Linked DNA regions of Homo sapiens: region 1 is linked to region 2. A link is an interaction called in ENCODE POLR2A ChIA-PET data of the cell type or tissue named here. Cell type or tissue: Panc1. All regions are shown on one strand. Each heading gives the region's core, and the rest is flanking DNA. Links, peaks and the distances in the headings are about the cores only. Region 1 overlaps SKAP2 (src kinase associated phosphoprotein 2). Region 2 overlaps HOXA3 (homeobox A3).

The links. ChIA-PET counts read pairs that join two places held together with the same protein. Peaks named below come from ENCODE experiments on the same cell type or tissue, not always from the same donor. Only the 100,000 strongest peaks of a DNase experiment are listed, where the experiment ranks them.
Region 1: POLR2A ChIA-PET joins it to region 2 with 14 read pairs; 3 of 35 experiments call an interaction of 5 or more read pairs at or near these places.

Annotation. Positions count from the first base shown.
Region 1 is chr7:26,686,980-26,697,172 of GRCh38, reverse strand. SKAP2 (src kinase associated phosphoprotein 2) reads left to right here. Exons shown (of 13, transcript NM_003930.5): 10 at 6,811-6,888. Among named protein-coding and RNA genes, the nearest start is that of LINC02860, 54 kb to the right of the region's middle. RefSeq lists an enhancer at 6,990-8,095. In Panc1, for the core only: no CTCF peak of the experiment used is centred there; no DNase peak of the experiment used is centred there.
Region 2 is chr7:27,106,563-27,116,755 of GRCh38, reverse strand. It overlaps HOXA3 (homeobox A3), which reads left to right. Exons shown (of 6, transcript NM_153631.3): 5 at 5,996-6,641; 6 at 8,036-9,746. The coding sequence starts at 6,116. The coding sequence ends at 8,841. Among named protein-coding and RNA genes, the nearest start is that of HOXA2, 9.0 kb to the right of the region's middle. RefSeq lists a silencer at 1,025-1,240 and enhancers at 3,143-3,644, 5,192-5,486. In Panc1, for the core only: no CTCF peak of the experiment used is centred there; no DNase peak of the experiment used is centred there; H3K4me3 peaks cover 5,280 bases; H3K27ac peaks cover 6,846 bases.

The DNA.
Region 1 (10,193 bases), core at 698-8,697, 420 kb after region 2:
GCTGTGTGCCCTCGGTCCAGTCATTCAGCACCCACAGTTTACCTCATCTTCTGTGAAATGAGGAAACTGAACAAGATTCTATCTAAGGTTTCTTTCCCTTCTAAGATTTTTTTTCCTGACTCTATCAAATGAGATCTTTGCTTGAGTTCAAGTTTTTTCCTCAACATCCCAATCATGATATTAACAAATATGTCTATGTGAAAAATTATTTTCACATTTTCTGATTTGTGTGTGTATGGGTATTTTTTTGTTTTTGTTTTTGTTAGAGACAGCGTCTTGCTCTGTCACCCAGGCCAGGATGCAGTGGCATGATCTTTGCTCACTATAAACTCAAACTGTTAAGCGATCCTCCTGCCTTGGCCTCCCAAAGCAGATTTGTGTTTAAATTATTAATTTTAATGTCATAGTACAGAAATTTACTACAATCCAATGGTATTTCCTTTTGCTTTTGAAGGGTAGTGATAACCTTTTCATATTAAACCTTAGAATAATAGAATGTCAAAGGTGAAAATTAGATTTTGTGGTTGAACAACTATTGCTTATTTTCTTGCCTTTATATCACATTAACCTTTCTGGTTGCTTAATTAATAAATTGTTGCAAAACTCCCAGTTCCTAAGGTAATAAACTTGATACAGCATACTAATTTTTCATTTTTTCCCCTGAGAAATCTGGTTATCTCATTGTCTTCCCCAAATCCTTCTTCAAAGTGCTATGGGATAGACTTACTCTTCCTACTTTGAAATACAGAGATGACACTAAGAATTAGAAGCAGTGTCCAGTTTATGTGAGTAACAGAGCTGTAACAATAGGCCCCACTTTGCCAAATTTCCATAAGAGTAAACATGACTCTAACTATGCTATTTCAGTCATCTTTATCCTTCCATTCATTCTGAAGTTTGTATAATGCTAAAAGGCACATGCTTATATCTTTTTAAAAATATGTATTTTATTGCTGTAAAATAATAGTCTATTGAATAGACAGAACAGTCCTTTAGAAGTATAATAAAATATAGTAATATAAAAATCCTTCATATTACCAGTAGTTCTAGATTTATAGGCCCCTGGGGAGCTCACTTTCCCTTGCTGTCATAATTGTGAATCTTTTGCCCATACCCCTTAGATTCGACTCTAACTTTTCCAACCCTTCTTCCAGCCTTTGTGACTTGCCACAGGTCATGGGAGAGAAGAGCGGGTGGGGTTCCATTTGTATGTATCCTCCCAGTACTTCTATCTTTTACATTTTACCACTAGGACTAGCCGGTGGTGTCCTCTGTTCCCCCATGTCACCTCTTCCATCTCCCACTCGGGCATCTTGTGTGCAATGCCCAAATAGTGTGTAACTTTAGGAACAGAGGAGTGTGTTAAAAGCTAGAGGTGAGGAAGGGGAACTGGGAGAGGAGAAAGAAGACCATATATTTTGGGCAGCCCTGGTTGCAATTGTTTCTAAATCAGCACTAAAAAGTTTGCTTAAGATGTTCTTCAGATACGATGCTATGATAGTGTAGAACCTACTATTCTATGTGAAAATGTTTTCAAAGTCCACAAACAGACAGTATTTTAAGTAAAATTTTAGAAAGCAATCCACCTGTAAATTGAAGATTTTAATGAAAATAAAGGAGGAGACACTGTGGCTTAGAGTTAAGGCATATGCCTAAAGTTAAAATCCCAGCTTATGTACTAACTGGATGTATGAACCTTGACAAGTTATTCAAGCTCCATAAATTCATTTTTCATATTCATAAAATGGTGATGATAAAAGTACTTATAATTACCTCATAGAATTGTTGGAGGATTTAGTTACATAATGGATATAAATGCATATAATGTGAACATTTAAGCAATAAATATTCACATTTCCTGAGAAAAATATATAATATTAAATAATGCCTGGACAGGTGGAGATCTAAATCCAAACTTTATTTCAGAGCTTAACTTTTGATTCTGTGTTTTATGTTTTAAAGTACATTATAATTTAGTAAAGCTGTTTTCTGAGGGTATTTAGTGAGAAAGGTGATCATTATGTAAGTGAAAGATTTTTTATATCATCTTCCTCTTCTCCCTGGAAGAGATGATAAAATCAGTCCTCGGCCTTGATGTGAACATCGCATACCTTGAGTTGGTGTTAACAAATTTTCTTCAACCTTTTTTCAAGCAGTGTCAGCTAAATGGTGCCATTTGCTTATCACTCTTCTTTTTGGTTATTTATCCTAAAGATAAGAACATTAGTAAGCCGTAAATGCCCATTTTGTAAAAACTGCATAGCTAGACAGATTTGCAATCCCTATTAGGGTAATAATCCATCTGTTATGGAACTGGATCAATTTTGTAAATTAAATAGATTAAAAAGGGGGAAAAAGGGCCATGACTTTTCCCACAGTAAGCCTTTTCTCAAATGCTAAAAAGATTTGGGAAGACTCAAACTATTTGCCATTCTTCCTCTCTTTGCTTAACTCAGAGAGAAGGCCAAATATCTATTAAAAAGAGGGGTGGGTGCAGTTGTTTTTTTTTTTAATTCTTCAGGGTCTGATTGCTCCTGGAAGTTTCATATTTTTGACAGAGTTTATTGTTAAAACCTTTTGATGACTACCAGAACATTTCTGCTGTTCTCACTGATCAGTTTAGTAAATGTGTGACTATGTTTGAATTTTCTTCTGCACTTAGCTCACTTTACTGTTACTTTCATCCTGTCTGTTCAAAAAAAAAAAAAAAAATCTCCTGATGATTCTTCTAACAATGTGTGATTGGAATAATAACTTCACATGTTGAAGAGTTTTGTGCTGCAGCTGAGAGGCATGTAAATACAAGCTGCTTATTTGCAAGAAGCTTCCAGGTTTGCAATATGATTGCTATGGAAACCACATAATGAAAACCTTATAACCATCTGTGTGGTTTGATGGATTTTACTGCATAGCTGAGCTGTTTTTGTTTACTGTTATTAAAATGTTGAATGGAATATATTAACTCACAAACATTGACTACTTGAGGTATTAATTAGTATTGTACAATGACATTGTGCCTCAACACCAAAATAATACATATTTAATAATAAACCTAAATAAAAAAATATGTGAATGTATATATTTCTAATATATTGTGAAGGTGATTATTGCCTAGAATTTTGGTCACTTGTTCTTACATATTTTTAAGAGCTTTATTCTATTAATAAATGAATATGTTAAGATTTATTTGTATGATTTTTTTAATCCATTTGTTTATTCTGTATTTATCGAACATCTCCTTTGTGCCAAGTTCTATTCAAGGTTCAGTCTGAGGTTTTTTTCCCTGCCTAAGATTCAAAAACATACACCATATTTGATTTTGTTATCTTTTATATGGAAGCTATTTGTATTGTTAGCCAAGATAAAATGAGTTGTTTAAATATTGTTAAGAAAAATTGATATATTAAATGCATAAAGCTTTGGTTTAAAAATATCGCTACCAGGTTTAAAATGGAAAAAGGAAGTGTCCTTAATGAGCATCTCATCCTCTAAAATCTGCTTATTAAATGGCATCTTACATGGATTTCAATTTGGATATTTTATAGTAAACATTAATTCTTAAGTAAATACTTTTAATATCATTATTCTGATAATTTAAGAGTGCATATTTCTAAGAACAAAGCTCTCTGACACCAATATACAATCCAGAGCACATGTTACTGGCACTTAAGTTTTAATAAAATAAAAAATTCATAGTAACAAATACTTCTAAATTCATTGTTAACTTTGTCAAAGAGCAGAGTTTTTTCATTAAGTCTTGTAATGAATTTTTATATGTTCATGCTGATTTGGGTGGTGAAATCTAAATCCCACAGTCTCTTTTTTTTTTTTTTTTTTTTTGAGATGGAGCTTCACTCTTGTCGCCCAGACTGGAGTGCAGTGGCGCGATCTCAGCTCATTGCAACCTCCGCCTCCCAGGTTCAAGCGATTCTCCTTCCTCAGTCTCCTGAGTAGCTGAGATTACAAGCGCCTGCCACCATGCCATGCTAATTTTTGTATTTTTAGTAGAGACGTGGTTTTGCCATGTTGGCCAGGCTTGTCTCGAACTCCTGATCTCAGGTGATCCACCCGCCTGGGCCTCTCAAAGTGCTGGGATTACAGGCGTGACCGACCATGCCCAGCCCCCACAGTCTCTTCTTAAAAGCCACTAATAATACTTATTGTATTGATGCGGTTATAGCTTTTGACTGAGGACGAGTGCCTTTATCCATTTTTTAATTTATTTCTTACTATTGAATTTGTGACTAAATTAAAAGGGGAGTGGGTGCTATGGAAAGAAAGTGTGAAAAGTAAGGAAAGCTTTCTCCTTCACCTTTTACCAAATTATCTGTCAATAAAATGAGTAGGTTGGAATAATGACTGTAAACGTTCCTTCTACCTTTAAAAATTTATATGGAAACACCCTATTAACCCATTTATTAAAGCTAGCCTTTAAGGTTTGGCATAAGTGAGATAACTATTGTTAAAAAGAAAAGAGACAGGATACTTTTTAAAAGAGTGGTATACTTTTATTAGGTCTTCTATATATTTGACTGAACCATATTAAATTGTCAGTGTTATGTTTAACAATATGAATAAAATGCCAGATATTTTCAGGTGTCCCTTATATTGGAGTTGTCATTATTTTGTTTGAATTGAGTTACAGAAATTCAGAACAGTTCTATTTGTCGTGTAAGTACAGCTACCCTCTCAAGCTTGGTTGAAATGCTGATTTTGATTCATCCCCATTTAACATTTTCAGGAGACTCCTAAATTTCCACCTGTAGTCCTGACTGCTCTACCATACTTTGCAGTTGCCCAGACATGTTCTCTGGGTTGCCTCACCAATACATTAAATTCCTCCTGTTGAAAACACAACTCTTTGTGTTCCCCAGTAAGATAGATTATTTTGGCTATCCTCCTTTTAGTAATAATATGTCCATTTCTCAGTTAACTAAGCTCAAAACCTTAGCCATCCTTTGTTGCTCTTTTCCCCCCCCTCATTCCTCCACATTCAGGCACAAAGCTTATCCATTCTAGTTCCTTTACCTCTTATAACCATCTCCTTTCCATTTCCTTTGCCCCTTCAGTTCAGGACTTCCTTCCCCTTTATCCACAGTAGTCTCTCTCCCGCCCCTTTTTTAGGCTGTCTGAGACAATGGGATCAGATGTCCATTCCTGAAGCATAGCTTCAGTCCTGCCCTTTCTCTGCTCAAAAAACCTTCGAAGGCTCTTATTGCCCACCAAATAAAAGCCTGCAGTCCATAACAAGATGTTCATGGCCCCTCAACAGCTGGTCCAAACTATGAGCGTAACTCCTACCCAGCTCTTCCCCTATGTGTACCAGATTCTTTAGTCAAAATGAATATGAACATGCCTTTTTCTTTTAAAGATCATACCTATCCCTCCGGAAATATCCTTCTTATCCTCTCTCCTTATTTAAACTCTCTCCATCCCTTGGAGCCTCCGTGGTACTCCCTAGTTGGGGGGTTTCTCTGCTGCACTTCTTCAGTGCTTTGTGCATCACTTGTCAGGTTTAGGCCCCTTCAGCCTGTTTTCCTTTAGAGCTTGTCTTCTGTCCCATCTGTGCTGTCAGCTTCCTGTGAGCAGAGGCTTCCTGTTACTTTTACCTCCTTGGTAGATCTCTTCTGTCTCACAGTTAGTTAATATCCAATGAAGATTGATTGACTGATTGATTGAATAGTTACAATGACTACATTTATATATTTTGCATATTTTTCTTTAAAGTTTTAGGAGTTTTCTTGAAATTATGATTCTCTTTGAATCCAGTTTTTCTTTGGCATGCCATTTGTTTATATGTCCTGCCTTAAGTATTTCTAGGTTTGTATGCAAATCCTTAGGTGAGGAAAAATCATGTAATAAATATTTTTCTTGGTGTAAATGAATTAGTTTATTAAGTCTATTTAAAGCTCTTCTCATTTAATTTTATCTTATTTCTTTGCATAATTTGGGGAAGGAATGGTATAGGTGAGTGTGGAACAAATGTAAATGGAGCACTGATTATATGTAGGATAAAGAACATTGACTTTATAATCACAAACTTAAGTTCGAATGACACACTTTGGAAGTTACTTCACCTTTTTGAGTCTCTAAAGATAAACTTGTCTGTAGAATGAGGATTAAAAATTATTTGTCTATGAGATTTTAACATCCAGCATTGTATATGACACATAATAGGTCCTTGGTATAATTTTGGGGGAATTACCTCAAAGGATGAAGATCATTATAGTATCTTCCTGTGAAGATTGAGAAAACGTATGAAATTATGTGATACTCAAAAAAATGATTTATAGGTTAACTGCATTTTTAATCACACATTTCTCCTTGCTATATGATGTTTTAGGGACCATGATTTTATATATGATACTCCTGCCACACAGTACAATGTGGTGTATCAGTATAACGCTGGGTGTTACTTTACTGGATTTAAGGGTTTTCCTGAAATTAAGATTGTTCCAGATGAGTTTCTAAAAGTATTTAAAACAAAACATGCAGTGCATTAGTACATATCTTAAATTTTGCCAAGCCAGTTGGAAAGGTTGCTATTTGGAAGTAGCTAGTATTTTATTGGAAAGTTGGAAAGTTTGCTATGTGGAAAGTTGGAAAGGTTGCTATTTGGCAGTAGCTAGTATTTTATTTATTCAGTGTTAGATTGTCGAAAAAGGACTGTGAATCTTGAGTTATTTTATTCTTTGAAAAATAATGTTTATGTGTTATAAACTTTTAGTTTTGCTTTTAAAATTGAGTGAGTACTGTAGTGTTATCCCTGAGAAAACCCTTCAATGTGCCATTGATAATGTTTATTTACAGAAGAAGAAGAGGACAGTGCTCCAGTGAAAGTGGAAGAACAAAGGAAGATGAGTCAGGATAGTGTCCATCACACCTCAGGTAATGACTTGTGTAGCTTCTTGGCAAACCTTATTTTGCTTTTGTTCACTTTCATTTTATCCATGTTCTTACTGTTCTAAAGATGTTTACACAGCTCCCCAAAGTTGGCATTTTTGGCTTGGATATCTTATGGCTGATAAGCTGCTTAGTCCCATTTAGGATGCATGAAAACCACTTGAGAAGGATTTATAAAGTAAGCCAATTTATACAAGGTATTCCTTCCTGAATTACTTTGTAATGACTCAATTAGCTTTCATTTCTGCACAAAGGAGATTTAGTTGCATAAATTAGCTTATCATCATTGAGGAAGTGTCACTGCTAAAGGACAGTTTATAGATACAACATGCAGTTGCTGTCAAACCTATAAGAATGTAATATAGACATCTGTGTATACTTTGTGCTTGAGCAGAACAGACTTCTGCCATTCAGAGACTAACAGGGGACAACAAGTTGCCCAGGGGACTGGCAATGTAGACATCTCTGAAAAGGTCAACTTGACACAGGCTCTGACAGTCGACCCACAGCTCTGTCTTCTTTGATAAAAATCAGATAAACTTAAGACTGCTAATTGATCTGCAGCCTGTTTAAATGTTGGCCATGCATATCTTCATTGCATATGATTAACACAGAAAGCAAATGAATTGGGTAAGAAATGCCAGAGTCCAGTGACAGCAGCTTAAAAATTGGAAAAGGACACTAGTGGCCTAAAAGGCTAGGAAGGATGTTCCCCTTATCCATTTCCACTTGGCACATATCCCCAAGTACTAATTATGAATGAGACTGGAAAAATAATTGCACACACTCTGTACAAAATCACATGATACGGACAACTTTTCTTGCTTGTTGTTATTTCCAAATAGCAGGAGATAAACCATATCTGTAGTGCAAGCATGAGGTTAGTTTTGATAAACCAGCAATTATTTTACACGGAAAGAAGAGAAAGACTGCCTTCTTATCAGGACTTTACACCTCTTCATAGCCACATGTCAGCTGGGGCAAGGTCTGCCATATCATCTCTGTGTCTTGCAAAAAGCTAGAGTTAGGGTCACCTTCCCCTCTCTGATATGTCCATACATCACTCTTTCAAGCTGTCAAGGCCGGGTGGACAAGAAGTGTGTGTTCAGGAAGTAGCTTTCCAGAGTCCTTCCTACTGTGACATGTGGAAAGGAAACAGAGGCCTGATTCTAGACCTGGACAGGAAAGCAGAAGTAGGTTGCTACAAAAGGTTTTGGTTAGTGTTTTTTCAGAAAGGAAGCGAGAACAAAATCTTTACATGTTAGCACTCTAGTCCTATAAAATGAAGCTATAAAACACTGAGGCTTAGTGAAACCTTGAGGACTATGTTCAATAGTAGTTTAAGTATATATGTTTTCGGTTTATGTATCATGAAACTTCTGCCAAAAATATGTAGTTTTCTTTTTAAGAAAATTTCAGTGCAGGTATAGAAAGTGGATACATACAGATGGTTCTTCCACAGATACAAATATTTTGGCTTAAAGCAATTGTATTTTTCAAAAGCCCTTTTAAAGTAAACATCTCCCAAATTTTTGCCTTTGAGGGTAGGAAAAAAAATCAGTTTTCCTCAAAGGAATGCATCAAATAGATCTAGCCTTTCATGCAATGGCTATAAAACACTACAATAATTCTTATCTTTAGTGACATGAAATTCTTTTCAAGCAACAGTTTTAATGCTTTTGCATAGAAGTGACCTTTGCTCTTCCCTAGGCTGTCAAAGATGTAACACTAGAAGTTTGTTTGCCATGCAGGGCAGTGAGTTGACAAGGGTATTACTATCTTGCTGAGCATCACATGACATGAACTTCTAACCTTACTCAAGAATGTTATATATATTTCACATTGACTGATTTTACTAAACCCCCCACCACAGACTTTTCTAATGTAAAGTATGTAAGCAAAAACAAAATTAATCTTGTGTTTCTTACAAGTTCCTTCATGTTCAAACTTATATATCTTGCAGATATGTGGATGAGTATATATATAAAATAAAGATTCCATTTGATTTTTTTTGAACATTATAGAATATATTTACCTTTCTAAAATAGTTTTTAAACCTTTTAACACCAAAGGAGAGATTCTCCACTATCTTATTCTCATATGTTTCACCCGTGGTCATCATGTTTTTCATCTTTGCAAAGTATCTCCTCTGTCTACATGTTTCATAACAATTCTGTTAGCTTTGCCCAATGATCTCTTCTTGTATGTTTTTAAAAGCAGGAGTAAAAACATTGTTTTAATCTTTCACAGGCTGGCTAATTAATTTTTTTCTTTCTTACCTTTTTTTAATCATTCATGCTTCTCAGGACAAGAAACATAATGTAGTTTTTTTTTGTAATTTTTAAAATATAGATCATGATGTGGATAGAATAGGAAAATTAATCCATGTAGTAAAGCCAACTAAACATACTTAATTTGTGCTTTAAAATGTATGTTTATGATATTTGCCTCATCCCATCTTTAAAAATACATATCTCAACTGGATTATTTTTCAGTGTTTAGGGGTGAACAGTGTTAACTTTTGCAAACCTGCGCTTTTGAGGCTGTCGGTGCTTAATTTTTTGTGTATGTTTAGCTACACTTTAAATTTTAAAAAGTAAGCTAGAGGAGATTGCTGCCCTTTAAGGAACAAGACTCTTCCTGATTTTTGTGTCCAGATTTCATATCAAGAATTCAAACATTACTTCCCTGAGACTAAGGCTAATAAACATATACTGCCAGGGTTTTTTTTCCCCCTACTTACGATTTTTTCTGCTTTATAGCTAGTATTGCATGCTGAAATAGATAGACTAGTAAATCATACATGTATGTAGCTGTGTGACATAAACAAATTATTCTTTAACAGAGCTCTCATACGGGACACAAAAATGAGGTTGGTCTTTGGGTAACATCATCATCAAGATTATAGAAAGCACAGTTGAAAATGCATCTTTTTCCCATATTGCCAAATCACTAGCTCTGTTGCCTCTTTACAGCAGTGAGATTTAATGAAATGCTCATGATGCACATCTAGGGAGAGATGCATCTTGCACACGGTGGGGGTCTCTCTTCCCCTCATGTGCTCCTGTAACTCCCATTAGTGTTAATGGGAGTTTCAGCAAGCGTATCGAGGGGAAGAGAGACCCCAAAGTGATAAGGATTATGTGTTAGAAATCACCATATACTTTTCTTTTCCTTCTTTCTCTCCCCTCCCCTTTGAGAATCTATTGAATAAAAACTATTGTAAGAGAATCTGAAAAAAAGGAAGAGCAGCCTGGACAGCTGGGGAACGCAATGGGACAACATAGCTA
Region 2 (10,193 bases), core at 868-8,867:
ATTTATGACCTAGTTCTGGCGCATTTTTGACCCAGTTAAAGACTCATAAATAATATAGTTTTGCTAGAAAGAATGAGAGAGGGAATAGAGGTTTGTTAGAGGCATCTTTTTATTGTTGCTTCAGTGCCAGCAAGCTGAATAAATATCTAAGGATGGACTCTGGTTCTACATAAAAGCATGCACAGTGAGAAGCCAAGAGCCACATTTATAGAGCTCAGATTGGTTTTTCCTCCCATGAAAGTGCTAAAGTGAGTCCATTACGTATAATGCTAAACTATTAGATATCAAAAAAGGCTAGTCCCCTTCTACCTCGAAATGCCAGCTTCACCCTCACAGGCAAGTACATTTCCTCAATAATTTTCCTCTCTATTCTGTGATTTTGGTGCCTCTTCTTACCCACGATATTCCTCACCTTCCTCCCCGGCTGCACAGCCTTGGAACCGCCAGAGGCCCTCTCAGACGCCTTCAGGAGGACACCCCTTGAATGGTAGAAAGACACCACGGGCACCTTTGCTGCTCCAAGTATTCTTCTAGTGCTGAGAAAATCTTTTCTTCTAGTCCCCCTGGATGAGAGATCGGGAGCCACGGGGATTTGGGGGAATTGGTGGAACCAAGGGGTCCTCTCAGTAAAGAAAAGCTCTGCGGTTTTGGGGGAGCCGGGTGAACTGCTGTGGGATTTGTCTAGAAAGGGCGCAGCGGCGGCGGCTGGTAATTTCTGGAGGTGGAAATCAACAATCGGCATTTTCGCTTAAAAAACAAAACACCAATAGCAAACCAACAAATAAAAACCTTCCGCCAGCATAAATTATTATTTTAAAATAATCTCGCCTACGCTTGCTCCAAAGCCAGTCCTTTGGATTTAAGCAGAGCGGCTTGAGGCTGGGGCACCGACCATCTGCATGCCAGGACGCTGGACCTTCATCTTGAGGTCGGAGCCCCACTTCTGCCCGCTGAGGCCCGCGGCCCAGGAGCCACGTATCGGGGCGGATAGAGGCCCTGGCCGGAACGAAGCTCCCGCCCCAGATCTCCCTGGGCTCCCACGGCTCCTCAGGTCTGGTCCCCGCGTTTTGCCCGGCAGGGTCTTGGCGCCAGTGGAAAGGTATGCTTTCAGGGCGCCCCAGCCCTTGCTCGGGAGCCCTCGGTCCCCTTGGCCCAGAGAATCCCTTCCCCTGGCAGGTTCTTACGGAGAGCTGGCCTTCCCGGCAGCTGGCTTAGCTGAGAAGGCGGTGAGAGTCGCGTCAGCAGTTTGGAGGAGAAAGTGCGGGTTGATTATTGACCCACGCCTTCTTTCTTCAAATGCCACATCCGACCGGGCGGGTTTGAAGAGAAAATGCCGCCGAACGGATTTTTGCGGCTGGCTCTCACCTCCTACGCGGCCAGCTCCCCCTTTCAAGTTGCTCTGCAATATGCCATAAGGAGCAAGTGTTTGCTGTTTTGTGCTCTGTTTACAGCTTTGGGGCGCCGAGTCATAAATCTTGCCCAGCCATAAATGACAAAAACCATTGGTATGCATGAGGCCACCCTGGCCCGGAGTGCTTTTTGATTTCTCCCTTTTCCCCTGGCTTTGTTTTTGCTCTAAGGTGACACTTTGGCTCCTTGACAGTTTAAACATACTACTTATATTTTTAACACCTTCCTTTGAGAAGGACCCGCCGTTGACGCCTTGGGATTGCAGCAAAAGAGAGAAATCTCCATTTCTCTTTTTGCCACACTCGTACCCTTGCAGAGTTTGCTTCTGAAGCTGGGAGCAAAGGAGGCTTTAGGAGGAAAATCATCCACTTTCAAGTTGTGGCAATATTACCAGGCAAATTCGGACCTTTCTTTTGCCCAGCTCAGCGTTACTCCATCCCACTAATGAGGAAAATATGTATATACATATATATAATATATATTATATATATAATATATATTATATATATAATATATATTATATATATATGTATGTTTTAGGAATCCGTTTGAGAAACCACATATTCCTCTGCCCTGCGTGTGTGTGTGTGTGTGTGTGTGTATGATGTCGGTTTCTCTTGGGGTCAGAGCTTTCTCTGTCTTCCCTGTGGGTGAGCTGCGTGTCTGCACTCTGAAATGGGCACATGAGCCCTGGAGATCCGCGTTTCTAAACACCCTTGTTTGTACCTGAGCCCAGAGCATCCCATTTCACTGCTGGAACAAGTACCTGTCTCTCCCAGGACATTTTTCTCCTGGCTGCTAGGATGTCAGCAGTTTCTGCCTGAAAATTTAACCAAAGAGAGCCCAGTTGGCTCTTGAGGGTCTCTAGAGAAAAGCCTTATCCCAGCTCCCCACACCCCCACCCAAAGATCTGTTTGGGAGTTGCAGGTGAAGTAAACTGGGCAAAGTCTGGGAAACTCACTTTTCTTGGTTCTCTTTCCCCTCACCCCACAATTGGAAGTGTCCAGGGCAGAGGAATACGAAGTTTCTCAAACGAATTCCTAAGAAATAGAGCCCAGCAAGAGAGCCCCTTTGTGAGAGCCGTTTGTCCTCATTAGCATAATTTTCCTGGACTTTCGTGACGCCTGGGAGCAGGAGAGGGAGGGCGTTGGGGGGTGGGGGGAGGCTGCCCTCCTCCCGCCACCGCCGAGCTCCCCTTCTCCCTCCGGTCCCTCCCCTCGCCTCAGCCCCATCCCCCACACCAGCCCGCGCTTCCCCAGCCGCCTTGGTCTCCCCTCCCGCCCGCCCCAACACCCCCCACCGCACCCCCGGACCAGACGCTGCTCCGCGTGTAATATTCATAAGAAACATACCCAAGTCGGTGCCACTAGCCCAGGCAGAGCCCGGCGCCGCACTAGCGCTTATCTCCGGGCCGCGGCTGCTGCCCTCGGGAAGGGCAGGGGGCGGGGGTGTGGGGGAGGGGTGGGTGGGTGGGGTGGGTGGGAGGGGGGTCCAAGCCGCCCCAGTCGGCCCTGGGCGAGCCGTGCTGGAGCAGCGAGGCGGCCACGCTCTGCGCGGCGGTGACCGGGCCTCGGGGTCTCCAGCCCGCCTGCCATCTCGGCTGATGCTGAGGGTCCGTGCCCATCCCGCGCCGAGGGGACCCGGCCGGGCCGCCAAGCCAGGCCGGGGGCCAGAGCCCGTGTCGGAGCCTGAGCCCGAGCCTGCGCTCGTCAGAAGTTAAGGTAAGCAGGGCCGCAACCGGCCGCTCCCGGCGCTGAATGGCGGAGTTTACGTCTCGGTGATTTATGGCTGCAGACTTAAATCTCGGTTCAAGAAGAGTTCACAAGCCGGAGCTTCCTTCCCGGCAGTGACTGATACCCTTACACTTCGAGTTCAGGCCGCTTTCCCATCCCCGCCCCCACCTCTTGCCTCTCCCCTAGCCCAGCCTTAACTTTTCTGGGTTGCAGAGGGAAGGAGAGGTGGGCAGGGGACTCGGGGCTCCTATCCGACGAACCCGCTCAGATTTGGGGTGAGGGAAGGCTAAGAAAGAGGAGGGAATGGGAAGAGGGAGCGATGTCTGAAGGACGGAGGTTGAATTTGGGCACATCTTCCAGAGAGACAATAGGGCTTGCTTCTTGCACTCAATTTAGCCTCTTCAACTCTCTTTCGGCTCTTGCACCTGGGGATTATTGTCCAGAAACAGATCTTTGTGGAGGAATCTCCCCTCATCCCCAGCCCTTGCTTGGCGGTACAGAGCAAAGTTTCCTGGCTGGCAAATCTCCAACTTCTTTACTAGGTTGCAAACTTTGGGGGCTGGGTTGGGGTGGGGGGATGTATGAGCTCCAAGGTGGTGGTCTGCTGACCTCGAACAATAGGAAGGATTTTGGTGGGATCCCAGAATCGAATTTATATTTTAAGTTTACGAGGGCTGTTGTATGCTCTTTGATTTTCAAAGATATTTTTGTTATTTTGTAAGACAATGCACAACTTGATAAAAAGGCTTAACTAAGTAGCAGGCTGGTATAACGTGATAATGGATTAGCAAGTCACTAGAAATATTGCATGTGCAAAATCAGCTTAATTTTGTTTTATCTAATATCTTGCTGTTCGAGTGTCTAATTTTCTTAACCTGACATTTTATTTTACACAAGCCTGGTATCTAAAAAATTTGTAATGGCAGACATTGACACTGCCAAATGTAATAGGAACTGTTTTCAGTAAAAGAAAAGGAAACGGATACACTAAATTGCTATTCAGTTTTAAGTTTTACTTTATCCTTTATTTACTTTCAACCATGGTATGTGTAGCTTCCTATTTCCAAAAGAGAAACAATGCTCCAGGGCTCATGATCACTGACAATAACTCTGGATAAGCGATGCTGTAATTTTTAATCGAGGTTCTGGAAAATTAATTGTGCCTGTTTTGCAGATGTTGGTAAGATTGTTGGCTTAATAATGAAATCTAAAGGAGTCCATTATCAACAATGGAATTATAATCATCTACTGGTAGATGCAATACATTATCTTTTTTTTTCTAGTTAACAAAGCATCTAATATTCCTGGAAAACTTGAATAACTCTGGGACTCAATATACATAGTTGGATTGCATGTTAACCATTTTCTTTTGAATTTGTTATAATTTTCTTGAGTGGTCAGAGGGACTAAGATTCTGAGTGTGTGTGTGGGTGAATATTTGAAACTCACATGGAACTTTTCTGTGCTGAGAACTAGAGGTTGACCATGCAGTGGTTGAAAACAAAAAGAAAACAGATTTAACTTTTGCAAACTGCTTTCTAAATGAAAGAGGGTTGAGGAGGTTTTCAACTGCTTTTTAGATTTTCAGGGTTATCCTTTACTTGGTATTTCTGAAGCAGGTAAATAGGCCAAGTAACAAAATATCAACAACAACAACAGCACACAAAGATCAGGAAACTCTGGCAGGATTTTATGGCTTGTGCTTCCATCCCTCGTCGGGAGCCAAATGACCCCCATACATCAAATTACATAGCAGTTTCTAAGACAGAACCTATTATCGTTAAGTTGGAAGGAGAGTTCAAACTGTGGTCATGGAGATGAACGCTGGTTTTTCAGGTTCCTGGAGGGGTTTTTTTTCCCCCTCTAATCCATCATGTTTTAACAGGTAGAATTTGATAGTTGCCCCGAATAACAGCACCTTAGAAAGTCCAAGACAGGAGGTTCTGGGAACCTTCTGTAACTGGGGGAAAGAAGTAAAGAAGTGGGGGTGGCTTGCTGGGAAGTGCCTGAGAAACAGGGAGAGGAAAGGAGTAAAGAACTCTCCAGGATTTTAGTTGTGACTTGCTGGGTGGGGTGTTACTGTTGGTCCCTCACCCTAAACACACACACACACACACACACACACACGCAATGTGTTCCACACAAAGTTTTCCCTCCCCCCTTGGCTTGGCCACAAGGGGTTCATTTGGAGGAGGTGAGTCATATCCCCAACAAGGTGGATTAACTTCCTAACAAGCTCAGCTTCTGAAATCCAGCATGGTTGGATGGGGCAAATTGCCTGAAATTTTTTGTGCAAACCTCTCTTGGGAGCAGGAAGGTCCAAGAAGGAGCTGGGTGGGAAGTTACCCCATCTCAGGGCTCTTTTGGCAAACATCAGTCCTAAAGCGGAGAAAACATTGGCGACCCAAGCTCCCCTTTGCCTCCTCGTTCCCTTCCCAACATTCCCAGAGTGGAGGAGTCTTGGGCCCTCTGGAGGAGGCCAAGGAGCAGAAACTAAGCGACACCCCAAGTTTCTTCTTCCCTGGAAAAGAAAGATCCCAGCCTTTTTCCTTTCTAGCCTATCAAGCCTTTCTCCTTTTGGATCCCGGCTCCTGAGAATCAGCTTGCAGCCCTCACTCATTCTCCTTCTCCCCGGAAAATCCCCCAACTCCAGACGCAAGTTAAGCAAATATTTGTAGCTGCCAGTAAATTCCAGCGGTTTTTTATAGCACGGCTCCCTGCGCCCGGGGCCAAGTCGTGCTGCTAAATATTGCTGACCACTTTTTCTTTTATGGCTTTCATGTCACTTAGCTATTGAGAGTAAGATGGATTTGCGCGGAGCCCTCACCGCGCTGCGCTTCTCGCCCCACCAGGTCTGCGCGGGGCGGCCATTGGCGGCGGAGTGTCACGTGACCGCGGGGGCGTGCCAATGTGCGCCCTCACGGGTGTCAAACCCCTGTCAGAGTGTGCGATCAAGATCGTGAAACAACGCGATGCAAAAAGCGACCTACTACGACAGCTCGGCGATCTACGGTGGCTACCCCTACCAGGCAGCCAACGGGTTCGCTTATAATGCCAATCAGCAGCCGTACCCGGCGTCCGCCGCTTTGGGCGCCGACGGCGAGTACCACCGACCCGCCTGCTCCCTCCAGTCTCCCTCCAGCGCCGGGGGCCACCCCAAGGCACACGAACTGAGTGAGGCGTGCCTGCGCACCCTGAGCGCCCCACCTAGCCAGCCTCCAAGCCTGGGAGAGCCGCCCCTGCACCCGCCGCCGCCCCAGGCCGCGCCCCCTGCCCCACAGCCGCCTCAGCCCGCACCTCAGCCCCCTGCACCTACCCCTGCCGCGCCCCCGCCTCCCTCTTCTGCCTCCCCTCCTCAGAATGCCAGCAACAACCCTACCCCTGCCAACGCGGCCAAGAGCCCCCTGCTCAACTCACCCACAGTGGCCAAACAAATCTTCCCCTGGATGAAAGAGTCTCGACAAAACACAAAGCAGAAAACCAGCAGCTCCAGCTCAGGTAAAGGAGTGCCTTCTGGAAGAGGGTCCTCTGGCCTGGCTCCTGGTCCCCAAGCTACTGCCCACGACATCCAGCACAGCCTAGGAGCGATGGAGCATGTCTGGAATTCACTGCTCCCACACCACTGCCCACCAAAAAGGTTTTCATAGTCTTTGCAACTTAGGGAGGTGATAGGCCTCTGTAGGCTGGAAAACACCAGAGACCTGCTGGGAGTCCCTCTGGACTTCTCCAAGGGCAAGTAGGGTCTAGTGCAGTTGGAATCTCTTCTTGCTCCACTCTTGGAGTTAGGACCTCTGTGCAGAAACAACCTGAGCTCCACTGTCTATCTTTTTAGCACAGCTCTTCTAATGAAACAGTGACATCCTCCCCTTACTGAAATGTGGCAGAATAAAAACAGGCCTAATCACCCTCCAAGACAGAATCAATGCTTTGCCTATAATCAGAGCCAATTTTTGCTCCAGCAGATGGAGTGGCTGCCTTACCTCTGGGAAGACCCTACTCAGACTTAGTACAATGAAAGCAGCCAAAGATCTCCTGGGGGAGGGGGATGCAGACTTATCATCCTAATGGGAACCACATGGGCCTCCTGAAAGCGGGCTCCAGTAGAGGAAAGGCCCCAGGCTTTAGGCTTCCTAGCATTTTGGTTACCTTTGCCCCTGCCTTCTCCAGTTGCCAGTGCCCTGCTCTGAGCCTGAGCATCTGGGACTTCCAGAGCTAGGATCTGGGGGGCCAGGGAAGACAGAAGGGTACAAGATTAGTGGACAAAAGCTGGGGCTGGCTGCTTGATGACATAGGGAACCCTAAAGAATAGGACCTAGCATGAAGGGCCTAGGCCTCCCCACCAGAAATACCTTCAATGGGATCTCTTCTTTGGGCAGAGAAGGCCTTCCAGTTTGAGGTTTCCAGTCTGCCCATCTCCTCTGGGTAGAGAGAAAAAAGTGGCCAGTTGAAGCTACTGCCTAATTATTGTCAGACAGTGTGGGAGGGAAATGAGTGTGTACATTAGGTTTCCCACATTTCAGTTACTGTGAAGAGAATGGAGATGCTGAGACCGGCCCACAGGGAGGCTGTTGTCCGATAGGCCAAAGGGACCAGTAAATGAGTCAGAAAGTTAATAGCTCTAAACAGAAAATCCAGACCAGGAAGGCAAACCGGGGGTTCTACTTCTCTGTCCTTTCCCCCGAGAAGGCTGTGATTTGCTCCTTGGCTAAATGAGGGAGTATCACTGTTTTACCCACCAGGAGAGAGGATAGCACCTAGTTCCTACTTCTCTCTGGGACCTGACGGATGCAGGAACCTTTGGGGCCTGGTGGAAGGAGGGGCCGGGCTGGGTCAGGGGCTGGGCGGGGCCGCGGCAGCCCCTGACGCCGCTCTTCCTCTCTCTGTCCTCGCAGGCGAAAGCTGCGCTGGCGACAAGAGCCCGCCGGGGCAGGCTTCGTCCAAGCGCGCGCGCACGGCCTACACGAGCGCGCAGCTGGTGGAGCTGGAGAAAGAGTTCCACTTCAACCGCTACCTGTGCCGGCCGCGCCGGGTGGAGATGGCCAATCTGCTGAACCTCACTGAGCGCCAGATCAAGATCTGGTTCCAGAATCGCCGCATGAAGTACAAAAAGGATCAGAAGGGCAAGGGCATGCTAACGTCATCGGGGGGCCAGTCTCCAAGTCGCAGCCCCGTGCCCCCCGGAGCCGGTGGCTATCTGAACTCTATGCATTCGCTGGTCAACAGCGTCCCGTATGAGCCCCAGTCGCCCCCGCCCTTCTCCAAGCCCCCCCAGGGTACCTACGGGCTGCCCCCCGCCTCCTACCCTGCGTCCCTGCCCAGCTGCGCACCCCCGCCACCCCCACAGAAGCGCTACACGGCGGCAGGGGCGGGCGCAGGGGGCACCCCCGACTATGACCCGCACGCTCATGGCCTGCAGGGCAACGGCAGCTATGGGACCCCACACATACAGGGAAGCCCCGTCTTCGTGGGGGGCAGCTATGTGGAGCCCATGAGCAACTCCGGGCCAGCCCTCTTTGGTCTAACTCACCTCCCCCACGCTGCCTCGGGCGCCATGGACTATGGGGGTGCCGGGCCGCTGGGCAGCGGCCACCACCACGGGCCGGGGCCTGGGGAGCCGCACCCCACCTACACGGACCTTACCGGCCACCATCCTTCTCAGGGAAGAATTCAGGAAGCACCCAAGCTCACCCACCTGTGATAGTGGGCTTGGGGCTACGCGCCAGGAGAGTCTCCCCCCACCCACCTTTTTTCTTTGGTTGCTTTTTTTTTTTTTTTTTTTTAGGTTCTTCCTGCCCTTTCCTTCCTTCCTTTTCTCTCTTCTCCGCCCCGCACTCCGTTTCCCGGTTTCCCCCCTCGTTGGTAAGGCGTTTTTATAGTTTATGTGACGTAGCAATCTTGGTTGCTGGAATGGCTGTATCATAGCGATATTTATCTCTTCCTGCTCCTCGATAGGCCACTGGCCCTGCACCCTTTACCTTCTCCACTCTTTGATCAGAAACAGGGTATATGAACAAATTTTCTAGTCGAGTTTTCAATGTGAATTTGTTCTTACATTATGGCTCCCGAGGGGAAGCGATTACTTTTTTTAATTTTAAATTTTTTTTTTAATTGCACTTCTTGTAAAGAGTGAGAAAAAAAATCAAAGGCGCTTTGAAACAGGGGCTCTCTGTGCAAGGATGACTAAGTGTACGTCTTTCCGTGTGTGTATGCTGGTGAACAGTCAGATTTATTTATATTTTTTTGCAAGCATTGAATAATCTAAGTTTTAAATATTATTTATCCCCATCCGTTCGTATTTATATTAAAGAATTCTGTACCCTGATGGTTCAGAAGGGTTCTTGGGCCTTTTGTTCAATTGTGTATTGGCGTACTTAGAATTTTTTTTATTTGAAAGAGAAATATAATTCCTTTAAACGGTAACGATACAATAAAACCAGAGAAGATCCAGCTTTTGAAAACAGTGATTTAGGTTTGTAACATCCGGCAAAACTGAAAAAAAAAATCTGTAAACGCGAAAAATACTAGATTTGTTTTGAGAGTTCTTCATTCCTTGCTGCTCACATTCTGAGAAACAAAAAGAAATAAAGTTTTTATTCTGAATAATATCCGTGTTAAGAAGGGGTTCTTTGGCCGAAGACGTGGGTCTGCGTGGAATTCAGGCCGAGGCGAGCCGGCAGAGCAGGCCGGACGCAGCAGCCCTCTGGCTCCAGCATGGGGCCTGGCCAGGCTATTCGCCTGGAAGCTCGGCGAATTCTCAGGATGGCGGCTGGGGCTCCAGGCGGCTGCGGCAGCTCTGGTAACGCCGTGCGGCGGGCCAGCTGGGCTGCCCGGTTCCCAGCTGCTGCGGAGGCAGGCTGAGGGCGCAGGGGCTGCCGAGTGCTGTGCACGGAAGAAACAAAGACATCCCGGCCCAAGGCGCAGCGGGAGCGCACAGGTGCCCCGCGGCCCAGCCGGGGGATAACGCAGGGCGGTCTTCTGCTCCATGCTCTTCCTCGGGTCAAAGCGGACCAACTAACGCCTAAACCTCGGTATTAGCCAGCCGCGCAGAGG